2 separate regions of the Homo sapiens genome follow, and region 2 is linked to region 1. Evidence: read pairs that join two places in POLR2A ChIA-PET (ENCODE). Cell type or tissue: Panc1. All regions are shown on one strand. Each heading gives the region's core, and the rest is flanking DNA. Links, peaks and the distances in the headings are about the cores only. Region 1 overlaps SLC1A2 (solute carrier family 1 member 2). Region 2 overlaps SLC1A2 (solute carrier family 1 member 2).

Region 1 (8,000 bases), core at 1-8,000:
TTTTCTCTGTACTCAGTGTAGACCCATTCATAAAATTCTTCATGATTCTGGCAAAACCCTCCCTGGATTTTGGTTAACCAGCAGCTCTGCAGTAGTTTAGGAGGTGGATATTTTACAACCACAACTCTTTAGCTCTTTTTTTCCCCAAATTTATTTCCAACTTTCATCACTCAGGGTCATTTACATAAATCAATGCAAATAAATATTTTTCTTGAGTTAAAAAATGTTGTGGAATCTGCTGGTCCCAAGTACTACAGAGACCTCAGTACACTGAATGGAAAATTTGGGATTTGGTTTACTGTTCTAGGCCAAGGGTCAGAAAACATTTTTCTGTAAAGGGCTAAAGAGTAAATATTTTAGGCTTCATGGGCCATATGGAAAGCCATGAGTTGCTGACCCCGGCTGTGAGTGCTTGTAATTTATAAATATAAAATTGGAGGATGGAGTATTTGAATTGGCTGCCTAGTTACTTGAGCATAGTCCTACAAACTAAAGTCTTGGATTTGGGCCAATGTAGGTTTAGCTATGTGATTCTGATGCTTACTAGGTCATTTTAGGCACATTGGTGGCCTTAGTTCCTTGTCTATAAAATGAGGATAATAATAGCACTCTATCTGTTTGTTCCTTCCTCCTACTTGCTTATAGAATTGTTGTTGTGAGGATCAAACAAAGGAAACCACTTATCTCAGAGCTAGTATGTTCCATAAATGTTGAGAGTATAATCAATACTGTTATTAATATCAAAGCCCATTGGGTGAAAGCAAGTATTCAAGAGCAAACAATTAATGAGCTGATTGGGTCACCTTCAAAGGGTTCTAGATAGAGATCATCAAGAAACCTTTTTTCCTTCTCTTTTTAATTTTAATTTTAATTTTAGTTGTGGGGTACATGTGCAGGATGTGCAGGTTTGTTACATAGGTAAACCTGTGCCATAGCGGTTTGTTGCACTTATCAACCCATCACCTAAGTATTAAGCCCAGCATGCATTAGCTATTTTTCCTAATGCTCTACCCCCACCCACCCCACCCCCTGAGAGGCCCAGTGTGTGTTGTTCCCCTCCCTGTGTCCATGTGTTCTCATTGTTCAGCTCCTACTTATAAGTGAAAACATGTGGTGTTTGGTTTTCTGTTCCTGTATTAGTTTGATGAGGATAATGGCTTCCAGCTCAATTCATGTCCCTCTGAAGGAGATGATCTTATTCCTTTTTATGGCTGCATAGTATTCCATTGTGTATTTGTACCATATAAGAAACCTTTTTTCAGCATCTTCTGTGGGAGGATGTCTGAAGAGACTGGATCAGATTTTTAACAACATTTTTTAATTTAATTTTTTAAAAATTTTATTTACTTAATTTTTTTGAGACTGGCTTATGAGACTACCTAATTTTTGTTTTTGGTAGAGACAGGGTTTCACCATGTTGCTCAGGTTGGTCTTGAACTCCTGGCCTCAAGTGATCCACCTGCCTTGGCCGCCCAAAGTGCTGGGATTGTAGATATGAGCCACTGACTTGGGTGAGACTGGATCAGATTTTGCTTGGCATTGTTGTGAAGACCCTGGTAGTAACTCATGATAGACTGTCTTCCTTTCTCCAAAAAATGAAGCCTCACATTATTCAAAGGAAAATCTCAAATTAAAAATCCTTTCCTGAGCATTTCCTTCAGCTATAGAGTTCAGCTAAATGGCATGCCCAGGGTCTGGATCATCAACACAGTCTGAGGTGATGAGTGATTACAGGCCAGAGGAGTACTGGGACCTCTGCTAATTTGTTCCCCGTGACTTCATCACAGCTGCCCTTGGTTGTGCAATTGCGGTTGCTATGGCTGAAGTTTGAAAGAACTTGGCCTGAAGCTGCCTATATGGCCAATATCTTGGGGGAAATATAGCTTTCAATAGATAGGTTTTATGGGTATTTGTGAAGAATTAGCAGCTATGAGGTTGAGGTTGGGTATGTTGATGAGACTGGAGGAGAAGTTTGCTTGAGAGTGGCAAAATACAACAATACACAACAATACACACACTTCCCCCCCATCAATGCATACACTCTTAACTACTTTGGACAATTGAAGGCTATGTCTATGATGCTGTAAATAAAGAAATATTGAAGAATGTTATTCTCATCTTAAAGTATCAGGTTCTTTCAGCTGCCATATTGTAATGAAAAGGGGTTGGGTTTGGATGAAGACAGACCAAGGTGTGATTCCCAGCTGTCTACTCCTAGCTACCCGACAATGGAAAAGTTACTTAACTTTGCTTTCTCATCTGTAAAATGACTAACAGTCACTTCTCATATTGTACAAAATGTCTGTCTTAAGGGATGTTGCAAAACAAAACAAAACAAAACAAAACAAAACAAAACAAAACAAAACAAAACAAAACAAAATTGCTCTCCAGCCAGACTCTACAAGCTGTGAGTCCAACTCACCAAATCTTCACATCCTGCCCCCCAAAGTAGACTGGTAAAGAAAAGGCTGAAGTCATGTCTCAGCATTTGAGCATTGCTCTCTAGTCATTGCTCTAGAGAGTTCTAATCTTGGGGCTACTGATAATAAGGGGCCATGCAGAGAAGATAGTGAAGCCCTCCTCCACCCGCTGTAACCTGCTAGTCAGTCATCAATGATTCTTAAAGCACTGCCTCTGCCTGCTCTCAGGAAGGTGAGATGACGCATCACTTGCTTTTGTTTTCACACCTGTCCCCTGGGAACCTTTGCTCAAAGTTGTAAATTATGTGACATCTTTAGTAACAACAACGTGATTCGCTCTGTTAAATCACTCCCTACCTGCTTGTAGCCTGGTGAATAAATTTTCATTCCTTTTTTGAAGATTTTACTTAAGCATATGAAGAAAGCTCCCATCTGTACAATGATGGAACCAAAAGGGACAGGGGCTGCTAACTTAATGAGAGCCAGGCAGGTATGCACATGAAATCAGGAAACAGTTTGCTTTCCTCTTAACACTCTCTTCAGAAAGACAGCAATGGAAGCCTGATGATAAATAGTAATTGACACTTCGCATTGGTGTCAAGGAGACAATAAGGGATGGTGGGGACTGTGGCAGACTGGAAAATCCATGCCTATCTAAGGGACAATCACTTCTTAGTTCTATCTGATTGTTGCCACTCAGGGATCTAGGTTTCATAATTATAAGTGGACAAAACCCTTTAGTAACTTTCAATAATAATACTGAAACAAAGTGCATTGAAGTTTACTTAAGAAAAACTTAAATGAGCAGTGGCTTGCACCTGTAATCCCAGCACTTTTGGAGGCCAAGGCAGGTAGATTACTTGAGGCCAGGAGTTCAAGATCAGCCTGGCCAACATGGCAAAACCCCGTCTCTACTAAAAATACAAAAAAAAAAAAAAAAAAAAAAATTAGCTGGCATGGTGGTGCATGCCTGTCATCCCAGCTACTCGGGAGGCTGAGGCATGAGAATTGCTTGAACCTGGGAGGCAGAGGTTATAGTGAGCTGAGATCGTGCCTCTGCACTCCAGCTTGGGCAACAGAGCAAGACACTGTCTCAAGGGGAAAAAAAAAGAGAAAGAAAAACTTACATGATTAACAATATCTTACTATAAATTAAAGGGTTTTAGAATAAATTTCCAACTCTTCGTCATTAACATTGTTAAAGTTACTGCTTATTTAGCTTAGCAATAAAGAAAAGGAATCCTTATCTTAAGGTGAATAAATTCTGTGACATCTGTTAATTTTGGTATAACAATATAGGTAAAAGTTATGTTTTCTTTTTGTTTCTGTTTATGGTTTTTGCTTTTTTTTTTTTTCCTGAGGCAGAGTCTCATTCTGTCACCCAGGCTGGACAGCAGTGGTGCCATCTTAGCTCACTGCTGCCTCCGCCTCCCAGGTTCAAGTGATTCTCCTGCGTCAGCCTCCCCAGTAGCTGGGATTACAGGCATGCACCACCACACCTGGCTAATTTTAGTATTTTTTTTTAGTAGAGATGGGGTTTCACCATTTTGGCAAGGCTGGTCTCAAACTCCTGACCTCAGATGATCCACCCACCTTGGCCTCCCAAATTGCTGGGATTACAGGTGTGAGCCACTGTGCCCCCTCACTGCACCCTGCCAAAGGTTATGTTTTTTGAGTAGCTGCGAAAGAGACCTGTTCGGAGAGTGAATACTTGATCAGCTGTGTGCGGATGGGGAATGAGACCACTCCAGGGAGCCAACCTGAGGAACAGTTGGCAGTTGTTTGAAGATCCACCAGGTTTAGCTCAGTGGGCTAAGGAAGTTAAGAGCGAGAACTGAAGTAAAAGAGAAAGAGGAGAGAGACTCTGAAGAGTATGGGGAGGAAGAACAAATTTGCTTATAATGAAATTGTATTGCATGTTCTCTAGGTAGCGTGTGCTGCAGACTTCTTCCCTTTCTCCCCATAAAATACAAAAACAATTTCTGCCCTAAGGAACTGTGGAGTCGAATCTGCTCTCAGATAAAGGACAATGGGCTGAGTGTGTGTTCAGGGCAGATGGGGAGAGGGAGGATGGAGGAAGAAAGCATGATTGTCCATGGCAAAAAAACCCTGCCATTTCTGTGTTAACTCAAAGCCCTAGAATATATTTGAGTCCAGAGATCTCATCTGGACTTATCTGTAAGTCTTATTTGACCCCTCTGTCTTAATTTTGTCATATACATAATTCAATCTACCAGCTTTTGCTGAACACCTATTAGGTGCCTGGCATTGTACATGTCATTATATAGAGGATTCAAATAAAAACAGGACATGTTCCTTGCTTTGATGTCATAATTTAAGAGTCAACCTGATAAGTCACTCGGCGAGAAACTATCCTCAGCATAAATTTGAGACTTTACGAGTTGAGCAGGAACAAGCCTTTCTTCCAAGGCACTTGGGATGAAGGCTTTTCACCTCAGTTGCTAAGGAATTAAGTGGTGTTGATGACCCGGTAGCCAACATACCACATCATCACCACTTCCAGGCTGTTGAGGAGACGTGGTGCTGCTGGAATGACTTCAGGAAGTGCATAAAAATTCAAGTCATGATCACTTGTGGTAATTAGAAGCCCTAGTTGCTTTTGGCAAGGTCACTAAACATTAGTTGGAGCTTCTGGTGGACTTCAGGTTTCCTGATCCTTTCCTTGTGCTTTGTTTAGGCTTCTGTCCAAAGCCATCTCCATGGGAGATGCTTAAGCTGATAAGGTCCTGCCACTCGCTGTCAGAGGCACCTCCCAGTCCCTGCAGACTTGGGTCCCCTTAGTACCTCCAAATCACTAGTCTCTCAAAAATTCTTATTAAACACCTAACATGGACAGGGCCCAGGGATAGATGTATGGCCCTTCCTTCACAGAGTCTAAGGCCTAGTGGGAGAGGCAAACCATATGAATGTGATGAATTGTGCAACGTTAAGATCTCAGAGGCATGAAAAGTAGATTGGGGGCTCAGGAAAAGATTATTCGAAGAGACAACATCAAAGAGTCACTTAAGATTTCAGGTTCGAATGTGCGAAGTAAAATATTCCCCAAACACCACGAACTGCATCTGTGTATGGAAAAGGTGGGAAGAGAATGGATCGTGCAAGAGGATGTATTGCACTTGTGGACTGTGCCATATCAGCACAAAGCCCTGTGAACCAGCCTGTCTCCACAAGCTACCAGAGTGATAAATATACATTCTTCTCTTAAGAAGAAATTCTCCTGGTGAGAACATTACCCTTCAGGGGTGACTGGATGGCTCAGTTTATCACTTGTAAATTTAGCAGATCAAACTAGTTGAGAAGCAGTTGGGCAGTCAGTAAACTGACTGGACTGCTGGGATCAACAGGGACTGGATGTTTAGTTCACTTTCAATAGCCACAAATTTAGCAGCTCATTAGAAGGAACCAAAGTAAAGAACTGCACAAGTCCTCTGGGAGGCCTTGAAAGGCTTCCATGGGCGATGGAAGCCATTTAGAGGCATGGTGTTGCTGAGCCTTTTAAACACGTGATTAGCTAAAGAGAGAAAGATGTTACTTTGGTCTGCATTTCTCTAGGGCAGGAGGAAGTGAGGAAGGGAGGAGCAGAACACTTCAGCCTACATCTCAGGAAGGGAGGCTGAGAAGCAGTGTCTGGCTGAGCATGCTGCTTCTCTGAGCAGATTTCTAGAAGCAGCAGAGGTGTGGGTGTGGACAGGAAACTCTCTATGTCTATCACCTTCTGCTGAGGCTTTTTGTAAACAACAAATGAGATAGTGTAGCATAAGGTCTGGTACTACCTTAGTTTCCCATTGTTGCAGTAACAAATGATCACAAATCAAGAGGCTTAAGACAAGACAACTTATTATCATATAGTTCTGGAGGCCAGAAATCTGAGTTGGGTCTCACTGGGCTAAAATCAAGGTGTCAGCAGGGCTGCATTCTTTTCTGGAGGCTCGGAGGAGGAGTCTGTTTCCTTGCCTTTGCCAGTTTCTAGAAGCTTCTCACATGCCTTGGCTCCTGGCCCTTTCCTTTATCTTTAGAGCCAGCAACATTGGGCTGTGTCTTTGTCATGCTGCCATCCTTCAGTTCTTTCTTTTCTGTTTCCCTTTTTCATGCATAAGAACCCCTGTGATTCCACTGGTCCCACCTGGAGAATTCAGGCGCATCTCCCTATCTTGAGGTCAGCTGATTAGCAACCTTCTTTGCAACTGCAGCCTTAGAGCCCCTTTGCCATGTAATCTGACACATCCACAGGTTCTGGGGATTAGGACATGGACATTTGTTGGGGCATTACTCTACCTATCACTGGTACAGAATAAAAAGTCAATAAATGGTTCTATTCATTACCAGTACTCCCTACCACCTTCTTTCTCTACTGTGAAATTACCTATGCCCTTCAGTTTTTCAAAGGCAGGGCAGAAGCCTCAGCTCTGGTAGAATCTGACGTGCTGGAGGTTGAAAGTGAGAAAGGCAGTCTTTGATGGGCTTAGGGGAGTGGGGAAGTGACCAGCCCTTACCTGGAAGGTTGTGTGCAGGTCTGGGAGGCACAGGCAAGTAAGTAGCTTGAGGTGCTTTAACCAGGATAGTGACAAACTTGGGAGAAGAGAAAACCCTGAGCAGAAACTTCATATGCCTCAAAGGTTGGTAGATGGAGAAGGGATTCAGCTTCATTTTCTGTAAGTGTCGTGATTAAGTGTGTGCACCTTGTTCAGGCCAAGCTGGGTTGCCATCCCAGCTCATCTACTCACCAACTGCCTGACTTGGAGCAAATGTGCTCCTCTCTCTGACCTCCAGTTTTTCATCTATAAAGAAGGACTAATAATAGTAGCTATCTTGTGAGAGTGTTGTGGGAAGTCAATGAAATAATGCATGTAAAGCATCCAGTACATTGTCTGATGGCAACTGTTATTATTAGGTAGCTCCACAGGATAGAAAAATAACCTGTGGGTAAAAGCTGCAGGGAAACAGATATAGGCTCACCATAAAGGAAGGGCTTCTTAATAGTCAAAGCTATCCAACGGCGGGATGGTTAGAGTAGAAGTGATAAGCTGCCCTGCACTGCAACTGTTCAGGCATTGACCAGACATTGGTATGTGGATTAGCTGCAACAGTGTCATCTGGGTGCTTTTGCAAAAGCCCAGAGGTCTAGGCCCCATCCAGATGTGATGAATTGGAATATTCAGGGATGGGGCTTGGAGATCTGTTTTGTGCTTTGTTTTGTTTGTTTTTATTTAATATGCTGTTTTTTAAAGAGTAGTTTTAGTTTTACAGGAAAATTGAGTGGAAAGTACAGAGAGTTCCCATATACCCCTGCTCACATTCAGGTGCAGCCTCCCCAACTGTCAACATCACCCACCAGAGTGGTACATTTATCACAAGCGATGAACTTACATTGATACCTCATTATCATGCAGAGTGCTTAGTTTACATTAGGGTTGGCTCTTGGTGTTGTACATTCATGGGTTTGGACAAATGTATGATGATGTGTATTTACCATTATAGTAACATACAAAGTATTTTCATTGCCTTAAAAAATCCTCCGTGCTTCACCTATTCAGCACCATGCCCCTCCATAGTTTTGCC
Region 2 (11,969 bases), core at 1-8,000, 72 kb after region 1:
TGGGTAAACAATTTCAAGTAAAGAACAGCTATCCTTCAGGACAATTATCCAGAAATGTCTTTTTAAAAACACTACATCTCAGACAATGCCTGGCTGTGCCATCTTTCTGCAGCATGGATGTTCTGGGCTCTCCTCCAAGCTGTTGGGTGCTAATTCTTCAAGCTTGATGGGCTCTGTCTAGCCTTCATTGTAACTAATTTGACATTGTCAAAGTCAGAGTGTCATGACCAGAGTAAAGCAAACTTGGAGAAACCCTGGCAGGTGAGCAGAATCAACTCTGGGGGTTGGTTTCTAAAATGATTCCACACAGCAGCTGAGGACAAGCTGAACCCAGCCAGAGATCTCTGGTAGCTTTTTGACTTCTGTTGACAAGGTCACATTTAATCACTAATTTCTTCCTATATTACTTCTGGGTCATTACAAATACATACTGTGGCTCTTGCTGGGCAACTAAGGGTGTCATAGAAACAATTCTCTTTACTGGATTGTAACATAGGTCCAGAATTCTAGTGGACTAGCACAGGCTTTTTCTTGTCCTCTCTTTGTAAGATACATACATGGGTGAACAAGGACTCTGAAACAAATTAGGGAGGGAAACCACCCATCAAGAGGCAATTGCACAAGTTTATTAATTGACTCAGTGAAAATGATTCAAATTATTAGAAATTCAGATGTACCTAGAGGACATGATGCATTCTCATGGAAAGCTGGTGTTTCCCACATCTGAGTGAATGTGCTGGATTATTCCCCATCAAAATGTTAGTTTGAATCAACAAGGGTCAATAATCTTGTGAATGGCTTTATGTTCTAGTATATTTAAGTACTTATTGTGTGCCTTGTAAGATTCAGTTGAGTGCGCCTGTCTCATTCCTGTGAGATCCTATATTTTGATTATTCATCCAGTATTTATTGAATGCCTATTATCTATAAAGCCATAAATTAGGCACTGGAGGACAGCAAAAAGAATGTATAATGTTGTAATGATGATAAGACTTGAACTCAAATTATTGCCATATGAGGAAAAATTATGTAAAACAAAAAAATCACAATTTTTTAAACATTTCATAATTATATTTGAGAAGAATCCTAGTGGTTAACTGCGTATGGCCCTTTTGGAATTTCTCAAGAGGCCTCTTAATATTTTGTAGGACACTTTTTGAAAAAGAAGGTGTGGGCGTGGAGATGTCTTTAGATTTCAGACTTCCTGGATTTGTTTTTGAAGGACATCAAGCACCTGAGGATAAATTTGCTTCTTTTTCTTTTTTTTAAGACGGAGTTTCACTCTTGTTGCCCAGGCTGGAGTGCAATGGCGTGCTCTCGGCTCACCACAACCTCCGCCTCCCAGGTTCAAGCAATTCTCCTGCCTCAGCCTCTCGAGTAGCTGGGATTACAGTCATGTGCCACCATGCCCAGCTAATTTTTTTGTATTTTTAGTAGAGATGGGGTTTCTCCATGTTGGTCAGGCTTGTCAGTAACTCCTTACCTCAGGTGATCCACCTGCCTCGGCCTCCCAAGGTGCTGGGATTACAGGCGTGAGCCACTGCACCTGGCCAATTTGCTTCGTTTTTTAAAGCAAACTATTTCAAGCCCTATAAGGAAATGTGAATTATCCATATTAGTAGAAAGTAAGCTCATTAGGAGTAAGGCTTTGTCCCCAGTTATACTACTGTGACCCAGCCCTAAAATAGTGTCTGGCATGTTGTAGGGGACTCAATAAATATTTGTTGAATGGATCCTTTTAGCATCTTTAGTCCTTGCTGTGTTTTAGGTAACCTTTTTGCTGGACAGTTCCATAGAGATAGTGGCTCAGTCTCTATGTAAATGGTTAGCCAGCCAACCACCTGCAAACTCATTGGTTAATTAGCCTTTAGGTGACCAGTGGTCAAGCTGAGCAGGTCTTGAAGATGATGAAAATAGCTCTATTGGTTTATCAACTATTTCAGTTGTTTACATTTTTAATGAAATTGTTGGGTTCAGCTTAGTGAAGGCTATTTGATCCTCAGCCTTTGCTAGGTAAAGCAAGTTGATTCTTCTCACTCTAAATCAGTTAACTGTGTTGATGCTGGTGTGGGAAGGAGGCAGCCAGAGCCATGGAGATAAATTTACACCCTTTCTGAGGATATCTGGGTCACATTTACTTATTCCTTTGAACTTCCTTATGGTTAATTCTGTCTCACTATTTCCCACTTTTTAAAAACTGAGATGGGAGATGTCAGCGCTTGCTGCCAATGCCATCCTCTTTTTCTTTTGTATTACCCAAGTGGTTGGAGCAGAGAGAAGTGGGACAGGTTGGGGAATGGAGTCCTGGCTTTCTTTAGCCCAGCCAAGAAAGGAAACGCCAAAAAAATCTGCTGTCCCAGATTCTTTTGAAACATAGGCCCCAGTATTTACAAACAAAAAAACAAAACAAAAACACTTCCCCCCAAGTGCTGTCTGGTCTTTCAAAGGCACCACACTGTGATTGATAATTTTGTACCACTATTGATGCGGTTCATCGCTGAGAGCCAAATAGGCACATTCAAGGTTATAGTGAACAGACAACTTTCTCTGGGCAGACAGTCTGTCCCTGGCAATCTTTCTTGACAGTTCACTGAAAGGGAAACAAATTTGCTGCAGCTCTGGTCAAAACTTTAACCATTTCAAGCATTGTTATGTCTTGTTGGTCTGTGTATTCAAACTCTTGCCTGGTAATAGTAGTTTGAAGTTACACAATAGTTTTCAAGTTTAATCAGAATAACTGCATGTGGAGCAGTCATTGCTAATTGCATGGTCTGTTTTTCTGAAAAAAATTGGGGGGCTAATGGGGATTGGATAAATGGTTTTTATTTTCCTTTGCTTGATTCGTTGAAGGGCACTTGGTTTTCTGTTCCTAGCATGTTGTATGTGGTCATGATGCATGCATTTCACTTCCACTTGGGTAAGAAGAAAGTCAGATTTCTTTCAAACATTACTGCGTTTGTCACGTCTCCATATTCTAATGCTTTCATAAATCCAGTCTCTCCATTATGTGGAATATCAGTCGTGGGTTTAAGTTTGCACATGACGTTGAGGACAGACAGACAGAAGGTAAGCTAGGAAAACTACTTAGAAGTGGAGGGGAAAACCTCCTATTCTGCAAAAAGGTTCAGTTCACTTTGAGCCAGGGAAGCATAATATAGATGGTCTGGTAATTTTATCTGATTATTAAATGTCTGCATTGAAGTAATTTAGATAAACATTGTCACCAATCTCAGACTTTTAATTCTCCCTACTTTTCTTTTTAATCTTTAAAGCTGGGATAGCTTATTTGGCACAGCTGAAATGTCATGATTTCTGATTTAAAAATTAGACACGTATGCCATCTACCTGGTGTCATTGCAACTGAACCTTTCACATGCATGAGTAGAACTAGATACCTAGTTCTGGATTTCTTCCTCTGTGGTTGTATGGAGTAGCACATGGGCACTGTATTTTAAGGACTGTGTTATTGTGTGATGGATCTCTGGGTAGTTAGACACCCCACAACACTAAAAACATAGTAGAAGTTATTCCCCAAATTACAAAGCAGCTTTAATACCTTGATACTCCCAAGGCAAATATGGATTTTTAAAATTCTCAGATCACTGTTGAAACCCAAGACAGGTTCAAATTCAATTTGGAAAGAACTCCATTTAAAACTAATATTTCAGTCATGTAGTATAATCTTGGATTTGGTGCTTCTCCACATAACCCACAGGGCTTTTTTCTGGTTCGTGGTCTGTAAGCTGGATGTTGATGATAATTATTTTCAGGTAACTCTGGCAGCCAATGGAAAGTCAGCCGACTGCAGTGTTGAGGAAGAACCTTGGAAACGTGAGAAATAAGGATATGAGTCTCAGCAAATTCTTGAATAAACTCCCCAGCGTATCCTATGGTAACTGATGATATAAACAAGCTTTCTTTAAAAAGGAAAAAAATGCGTATATTTCTATGTTTACTTAATCTGTTAGCCGAGGCTTAGAGGAGCTCTTGTGAGTCAGTGATGACAGGCACGGTGCTGTGTCTTTGCCAAATAATGCTTTATAACCGTCTAATTTTCTCACTTGTATTATTATTTGAATGGATGCTGCTGGAGGAATCAGTTGGAATTGAAGACACGTTCTTGCCAGCTTCCCTTTTCTCCCAAGATGCAGAAATGTGGATGCTCTTTTCCCAGGGGACATGAGTAAAGCAGTGTGGTACACTCCAGGGACTTGGGAAAATGAGCAAACACACAGCGTGTTATTCCTTAAAGTGTTCTCCATGTCTCGCCTTGTTATGCACAAGAGATTCTATTAAAAGCCTCTAGAAGTAACTCCCCTTAAAATGTCTAGTAAAGCTTGCACATGGATTGATTAAAAGCAAATACCTGTCTTAGGGAATTCTGACAATTTATCTTCCATATGCTCTTTAAGTAAAATGTTTCAAAGACAGTTTTAAAGGGAGCCATGCTCTTAAAGGCAGTTGATTAAAGAACCTGTTACATCTCTGCCTTACCCTGTGTAATCTGTGAGAACAATGGTTGAAATTTCAAAGTATGTTTCATTATTCTTTCTAAATTTGATAATTGATTAGGAAGTATTTTATATATAACCACTGTAGATATTGACAAAAGTAAGAGAGCACAGTCAACATAAAGTTTAACCAGAGTTAAATATTCAAATTTATTTATGTTCGGTTTGCCTTCACCTGGTGTAGTAAAATCAAATGAGATTATTTGGTATGTGTTTTGCTTTGTTTAACCCAAAAGATTATTTTTTGGTTCCTAAAGAAAAAGATATTTTTAATCTGTCAATTATTTCAGTCATCATCTCATCGTCCTAGAAAGCCTGGTCATTTTACTGTCCTCACACATGGAAGACACTTGTGTTGGCTGTGCCTCTTTTAATGTCATCTCTTGATGAAACAAAAATACTGGTATTTATCCAATATGTTGAAAGCGTTTTGTTATCTTCTATCAAAGCACATAAAACCAGTTATAGGACACAGTTGGAAGCAGAGCCAGTCTTCCTCCTCAGTCTTCTCAGTAGAAAGGAACAGAAAACAAACATCTGTGCAAAACCCTATAAAAGTGATATTCCTATGGCAGAGTCCAGGCAGCCTTGAACAATGACATGGCAACAAAGGATGGCTCTGTACAACTTCACAGATGGAATCTTGTTTAAGGCTGTGAAGTTTTAAGGAATAAATAATATAATTGGTGTAGCACAGTGCCTTGCATGCAGTAGGCAGCCAACAAATCCTTAATGATTGGTAATGCAAGCTAAAATTTTTAATGTCTCTACTATCCTTTTTTATTGAATAACGCACAGTATTTTCCTAAGGTTGCTGGGTTTGGGAGTAAGCTTGGGACTTGAATCATTGAGAAATAAAGCACATTTGACTCTAAGAAGTATGTAGAACCTTGTTTATAGGTGAGAATAGGCTGTATTATATGAAACCAGCGGAGGGATGCTGAGACAGTCATGGTTTATAGAATCCAAATTCTCTGAGATGAGGGTGCTTATGGACCTCAAATAGCCTTTCTTATCTGCTCCTTGTGACTTCTCTCTTTTAAATCAGATACCTTTGAAACATACAAGAGACATGAGATTCCAGTTGTTTTTGTCTCCTAAACCCTAGTGATTTTTGGATAAGGATCACTACTGAACAGTATTAGGCAACTTTTCATTTTTGCTTTTCAAATGACATTGGTCTTTATTTCCAGTAGATGGGCAGTAAACAGGGTCAGGGTGGTCAAGGGATATGATTAAGTGTAGTAGTAGAAAATGCATTCTTTTTTTTTTTTTTTTTTTAGACAGAGTCTTGCTCTGTTGCTCAGGCTGGAGTACAGTGGCACGATCTCAGCTCACTGCACTGCAATGTCCACCTCTCTAGTTCAAGCGATTCTCCTGTCTCAGCCTCCCGAGTAGCTGGGACTACAGGCACATGCCACCATGCCTGGCTAATTTTTTGTATTTTTAGTACAGATGGGTTTCATTATGTTAGCCAGGATGGTCTCGATCTCCTGACCTCATGATCCACCCGCCATGGCCTCCCAAAGTGCTGGGATTACAGGCGTGAGCCACCGTGCCCGGCCAGAAAATACATTCTTTACAGCAAATGTTATAGGTTAAGGAGACAGTTCCTGGGTTTAGCTGTGAAACTGTTTAGGATTTTCTTTAAGTGGTGTTCCCAAGAGCTTTTTTCTGGTAAGTTGGAGGCTATAGGCAAAGCGTCTAGGAGCTTGTTGTTTTTTGCTATGGAAGGCCAGCTTTGGGATCTATATACATGGGCATGTTTCTCAATGGAGTGGTCACAGGATTCTCTTCTCAGAACTCTGCCTGAAACCTTTCCGGTGTGTTTTGTCTTCAACTTTTTCCTAGCTATCCTATTAGCCTGTAAATATGTCAGCAGACAATGTGTTTGGAAGAAACAAGGTGTACAACTTCACAAAGCAAGTTTTTTCTGGTCTGAGACTTACTGTGTGCAGGAAGTCTCGTGAGAATATACTTAGAAAATCACACTTATCTGGAAATTCAATAAGTCATATTAAAAATATACAATTTCTTGAACTCAGGACTAGCCTGAAAATCCAAAATGCATGTAGAGTTGACATGTTGACATATGTCTATGTCCTCTGTTTTTATTTAAGCCTCATTTATTTCTCCCTTGCCATGCCCATTTGGGATTTTCTTTGCCCAGCATATGTGCCATAAACAGAACAAATGGATCCAGGGTATACCTCTAATAACCTTTATCTAAATAGAATACATTTAACCTGTCAATTATATGTATAGATTTATCCTAATTGGTTCAACATATATATGAATGCTTGTAATAGTCTGTTACTATTTGATAATGCATAAATGTTATATTTATATACAGTTACAGCAGGCCAGAAACATACATACACTGCATCCTGTAAGGTCTGTAAATCAGGGCTTCGGCAATGCCATTTTGCTATAGACTCATTCATGTTTTTTAGGAATCAGAATCATTTCAGGAGAAAACCAACTAAGTAGACTTTAATTCTTCTCTTTCTCATTCTTGCCCTTTGAGAAACCCAAGTGGAATCATCACTTAATTACTTACTCAAATTCAATGAATCAAATCCAATCCAATCAGTGAGAAGAATAGCTTATCTTTCAAGGTAATACTTTACCTTAGATCTTTGAGGGCATGCTTCCCATACAAAGAGCATCAGAAAATCAGGGCAATCATCTAGATCTCACAGATCTTCAACATAGGACTCTAGGTTATGAGAGCTGAACCACATAGCTATCAGTTTCAGTTTTTACTTCCTATTGAGTGTGTAGAAACACAGCCTATGGTTTTGCTGTCTGCGGAAGTTACCATACCCTGTAAAAGACAAATATTTCTTTCTCCTCTCGAACCACTAGTCAGCCTGGATATTCATGAAAGCTGAAAGAAGGGGTGCCAAAATGCCTAGCTCCTGGATTTAGACTCATGGAATATGAGAAAGGCTTAGGGAAAATTCAAGTCATGGGGAGATTCCTGCTAGGTGATGCCAGGAATCTCAATGACCTGTTGATTAGAGGGTCTCTGGTCATTTCCACTTGTGTGTGGAGAAATACATCATTTGCATATGTATCTAGTCAAGAAGCCCTTTTGGAGCAAAGTGGTTGGGAAACTCATTTACTGGGTCCACCAAAGGAAACCCAATTCTGCCATGTTTTTGCAAATACTACACGTCCCTTTGCTCTCAATAGCAAAAGTGATGTTATAGTTTTTTTTACTTTTGTCAGAATCAAGGCTTCGGCCACCTGTGCAATATTTTCCCATGGAATGCAGCAGTAAATCCAAGTAGGTATATCCGTGCTCAGAGAGAATTCTCCATAGTTCTGACTCCTGAAAAACAAGTCTCATTAGCTCTCATCTAGTTTGATGACTAAAAGTGCACAGCAGTTATACCCCAGTGGAAGTGATTTTTCTCACCTAGCTGCTCTCTAACTCTTACGGCTATCTAGTTGTCTGAGCTGCTGGTTTGTTTTACTTATTCTCCAACTGAACTCATTCCAAACCAAGAAAAAGGACCAAATGAAATTTTCAGTTATTATCATACTTGCTCCTTGAATAAGAATGCTAGAGTCTGGAGGCAGAAGAAGACTAAGTTAAAAAAAAAACAGCCTGAAGGAATTCTGGAGTGAGTTTTGTAAGTCTAATTGTCAAAGAAGATAAATGGTCTCAGTATCTGTAGTAATTTCTGGTTAAGCCTAGAGGGATCACTGAGTGCCAATCCAAGCAGGTGGCACTAGAGGCAGATTGTTCTCCTAGCATAGAGTGAGTTTCCAGCTGCTCATGACACATTTTCTTATGATTTTCCCTAAAAGAAAACCAAATTTTCTACTCCACCTCTTCCTTTCCTATCATTCCACTTATTGTTGCTGCTTTGCTAACAGCCAGCTTAGTAAGCCATCACACAAGTTAGTGTGAGGCTTGGTTTTAAAATAGATAACAGAGAATCTTGATTAAATAGTATCCAACTTTGTAGCATAACACAGCTAATTCAGGCAATGACATAGAGATGATAAGAAACAACATGGTTTGGTAGAGGGAACATTTGATTTAGACTCTGCCCATTTTTAGCTGTATGACTTACATAAGTCATTTTGTGTCCAAGCCTCATTTTCTCCCATATGAAAAGTGAAGGGGTTGGATTAAATGACTAAAATCCCCTTCCAGCCCTATGAGCCCAATGTATTATGATCTCTGCTTTGTTTCCTTCTTAAGAGGCTTCCTACTATAAAATGTGACCTATTTACATTTTAAGTTGAAGTAGCCCACAATAATGAATAATCAATTTAGATTTTTCTCATCTCCTTTGGGAGAAATTAAATTCAAGCCTCTATTCATTTGATGTTTTACAACAAGCTTCAAAGTTGGCCATGTTCATTCACAGTTTGATATTTTGAGACACCAATAAAAGTTTTTTAATAAAAGTTCCCTTGACTTAAACTCACCTTCCTAATAGAAGTAGTGATTTGGCTCACGGAAAAATGTTTCCAGAGTCAACATGAGAGGACTGGATGAACCTACAGCCTCACTCAAGCTGTTGCATCATTGCTGCTGTAGCAACAGAGCCCTCTCTGAATACCCAAAACACACAATTTTCTCCAACAATTCTAATTGCCCACCCAGTATGGGAATTTGAGAGCCTTTGGTGAATAACCTTGATCACTCTTTTGAAATTTGGTACAACACTTGCACAATCACGGCAACTGTTTGTAAATATCTTTTCTTCTCCGCCAGTATGTAGACATGCACACCCATTCACAAGTAAGCCCGCAAATTCATTTTCACATTTTCCTCTTGGTTTGTTTTTATCATGGGTATCACATTGCAGGAAGAGATGCTCTAACTTACAAGAATGGAATTTTCTGACTATCATTGCCCTCTTCAAGGCCTGATTAGTTTGTAGGGTGGATGGGATACAATGCATGGTCTACAAGGTCCATGTCACCAGCCATGATCTTTAAACAACCTCTTGCACTTTCTGGCACTGCTGCAATGGCCCATGGTGGACACCTCTGCTGTTTGTCCAAACTTCTGCTAAATAGAGTAGTGTTGGTATTTGTTGTGTTGTGAACTCCTTTGTTGTCAGAGAAGACTTCAGCTCTTCAGGTTTGCAAGGGCAAGATGTAAAGCTAGGACTGAAAGGATTGGGTTTTGTTTTTCGGCCGGCTTTTTTCCATTAGTGCAAAAAACCTGATGCAAGGGCAGCAAGATAAACACAATTTCTTCATTGACCCAGATAAGAACCTGTAGAAAAGTGAGAGATGCCCCTAAGTTCCTATTTCATTTATCCTAAATAATATCCTGAATAACTACTGATCAGTTTTTTTCTATGTCCAGCCTTGCTTCACTTTCCAACCTCCAGGCCAAATATTCATTTTGATATTTTACAAAATCCTTCTGGTTTTTACACAGGGCCCTTTTGTGCTGAGAATAAAACCAGCTATTGGAACAGACCTCACTGCTTTGTAGAGTCAGAAGTTGACCTAGAGAATGGGTAGCAACAGGTCCTCAGTTTCTCTGGAGACACCCCCAATCCTTGGGTGAGTGTTGAAACCTGACAACTGACTGTTAGCCTTGTCATCATCCTCACTGGAGATGGAGATGTTGCAGTCGGAGCCTCACTCCTTCTGGGGCACTGTTTCTTCTCATGGCAACCATTTTGCCTGCCTGGAAACAGCCTGTTGCCTTTGCTAGGGGGCAAATACACACACTAGCCAAGGAAGTTGGTCCAGCACATCTCTGAGGTTTCTCCCCCATGGACCCATGGAGCGAATTCCCTGAGATAAATGATCAGAAAGTTGGCTGTCTGGTGGTTTAATACTCCATAAGAGTTACTTCCCTTATAGAAAGTCATCCTTTGGCATCTAGATTTTTCTACAAATCACCTTAACTCCCTCCCTTTCTCTTTCTCCTGGAAAACCTCAGCATTGCATCTCCATGTTGCACAACACAGATCAGATTATCTGGTCACTATAGAGATTTGTATATAAAAAAACTACTTTTTTGAGGATTTTGTATATTGTTTTTCTATTTGTTTTCTACAGCTTGAGGAAAGAGCTGGCAAACTGTGAATCTAACTTGATCTTGTTGCCAGCAGATATATTTTGGCTTCCTGGTAAGAGTCTGTGTTACCAGGGACAATATATTGCCCTCTGATCAGTATTGCACCCTAAATCCACAAATTCCTCCAGCCCAGTCTTACATTTTTTTAAACAAATCCCCTAGCTTGTTTGCTATTATTTATAAAGAGCATTAGAAAATGTATTTATAGACCTGGATGTTATATGTTTAATATTAATTTAGCCTTTAATAATGTTATAGGTTTGTAACTATTCTTCAGAAATTATAAAGAACTCAGTGTAGACTGAATTAATCTATTTAGTATCTGTAATTTTGCAGACATATTTTCTTACAGTATTTTCTATGTAACCACACATGTAGAATTATAACTAATTAGAGCACAAGAAGTTTCTTCAGCAATTTAGAGCTACCAATTGTTTCTTGACTATATAGTCACATTTGACAAATTTAAGAACCCAGTCTTTAGTGATGCAATAAACAAAATGAACCATTAAGAACAAGGAATTGCTTAAATCCCTTAGCTGGTGAGGATATACATCTAAATAATTCATCTTTCTAACTCAAGGAATGGTGCTGATTTTTTAAATGTTTGACACCAGGCCTTGTTTTTCCAGCTGAGCATTCTCATTTTGCTTTTCTCTAAGACTATCAAAGACAAGGTATTAATAGTAGGATTATTCCTAGATCAGAATGTTTCATACATTCCTAAAGGTTTATGTGGAAATTGGCTTAGGAAAACTTTGAGTAGCAGAGACTGAGGATGAGTGCTAGAGATGAAATCAGGACAGATTTGTTGCAGTTAATTCTTGCCAAGCAAATTAGTGGTAAATGTCACATTGTTATGTGAATTGAGCACATATTTTTAAAGAAAGTTTACAAAAAATTTTTAGAACCAACTATGAGGCAATACTGTATCACTGGGGGCTGGGAGTGGGGGCTTAGAATCATACTGAAATTGTTTAAAAGCAGCCCAGGTAGTTTCTGTCCTCAGGTGAATAACAGACTATATAACTTCCCCGAAAGGTAAAACGATAGCCACTGCAGAGACGAGGTGTCTTCCTTCCACCAAATACTTTCTGAGATGGTGGTAGGAGTAGTATTTTTACCGTGGTTTAAAAAGTAGTCAGTTACATAGAAAGTGTATTGGTATGTATTTGAACCTGCTCTTCATTAAACAAACAGATTAGATGTACCCTCGACTGGCAATAATTGTATCTATTTTCAAGTACAGCTAGCTGTCAAAGCATGAAGCTCTTGTGTATACACACTGACACTTGGTTCACGCATGAAGAACAGTGCCTATGCACTTTGTGTAGCTATAATGTAGGTATCTAGGTGTAATTTCAGTGAAATGGTGTATAGATGTATTGTAA

The links. Peaks named below come from ENCODE experiments on the same cell type or tissue, not always from the same donor. Only the 100,000 strongest peaks of a DNase experiment are listed, where the experiment ranks them.
Region 2: POLR2A ChIA-PET joins it to region 1 with 5 read pairs; 4 of 35 experiments call an interaction of 5 or more read pairs at or near these places.

What each region holds. Positions count from the first base shown.
Region 1 is chr11:35,329,195-35,337,194 of GRCh38, reverse strand. All of the region lies in intron 1 of SLC1A2 (solute carrier family 1 member 2), which reads left to right. Among named protein-coding and RNA genes, the nearest start is that of SLC1A2-AS1, 51 kb to the right of the region's middle. RefSeq lists an enhancer at 6,250-6,809. In Panc1, for the core only: no CTCF peak of the experiment used is centred there; no DNase peak of the experiment used is centred there; H3K27ac peaks cover 2,900 bases.
Region 2 is chr11:35,252,767-35,264,735 of GRCh38, reverse strand. SLC1A2 (solute carrier family 1 member 2) reads left to right here. Exons shown (of 11, transcript NM_004171.4): 11 at 3,771-11,969. The coding sequence ends at 3,842. Among named protein-coding and RNA genes, the nearest start is that of SLC1A2-AS1, 23 kb to the left of the region's middle. In Panc1, for the core only: no CTCF peak of the experiment used is centred there; DNase peaks (open chromatin) are centred at 4,023 and 4,252; H3K4me3 peaks cover 319 bases; H3K27ac peaks cover 510 bases.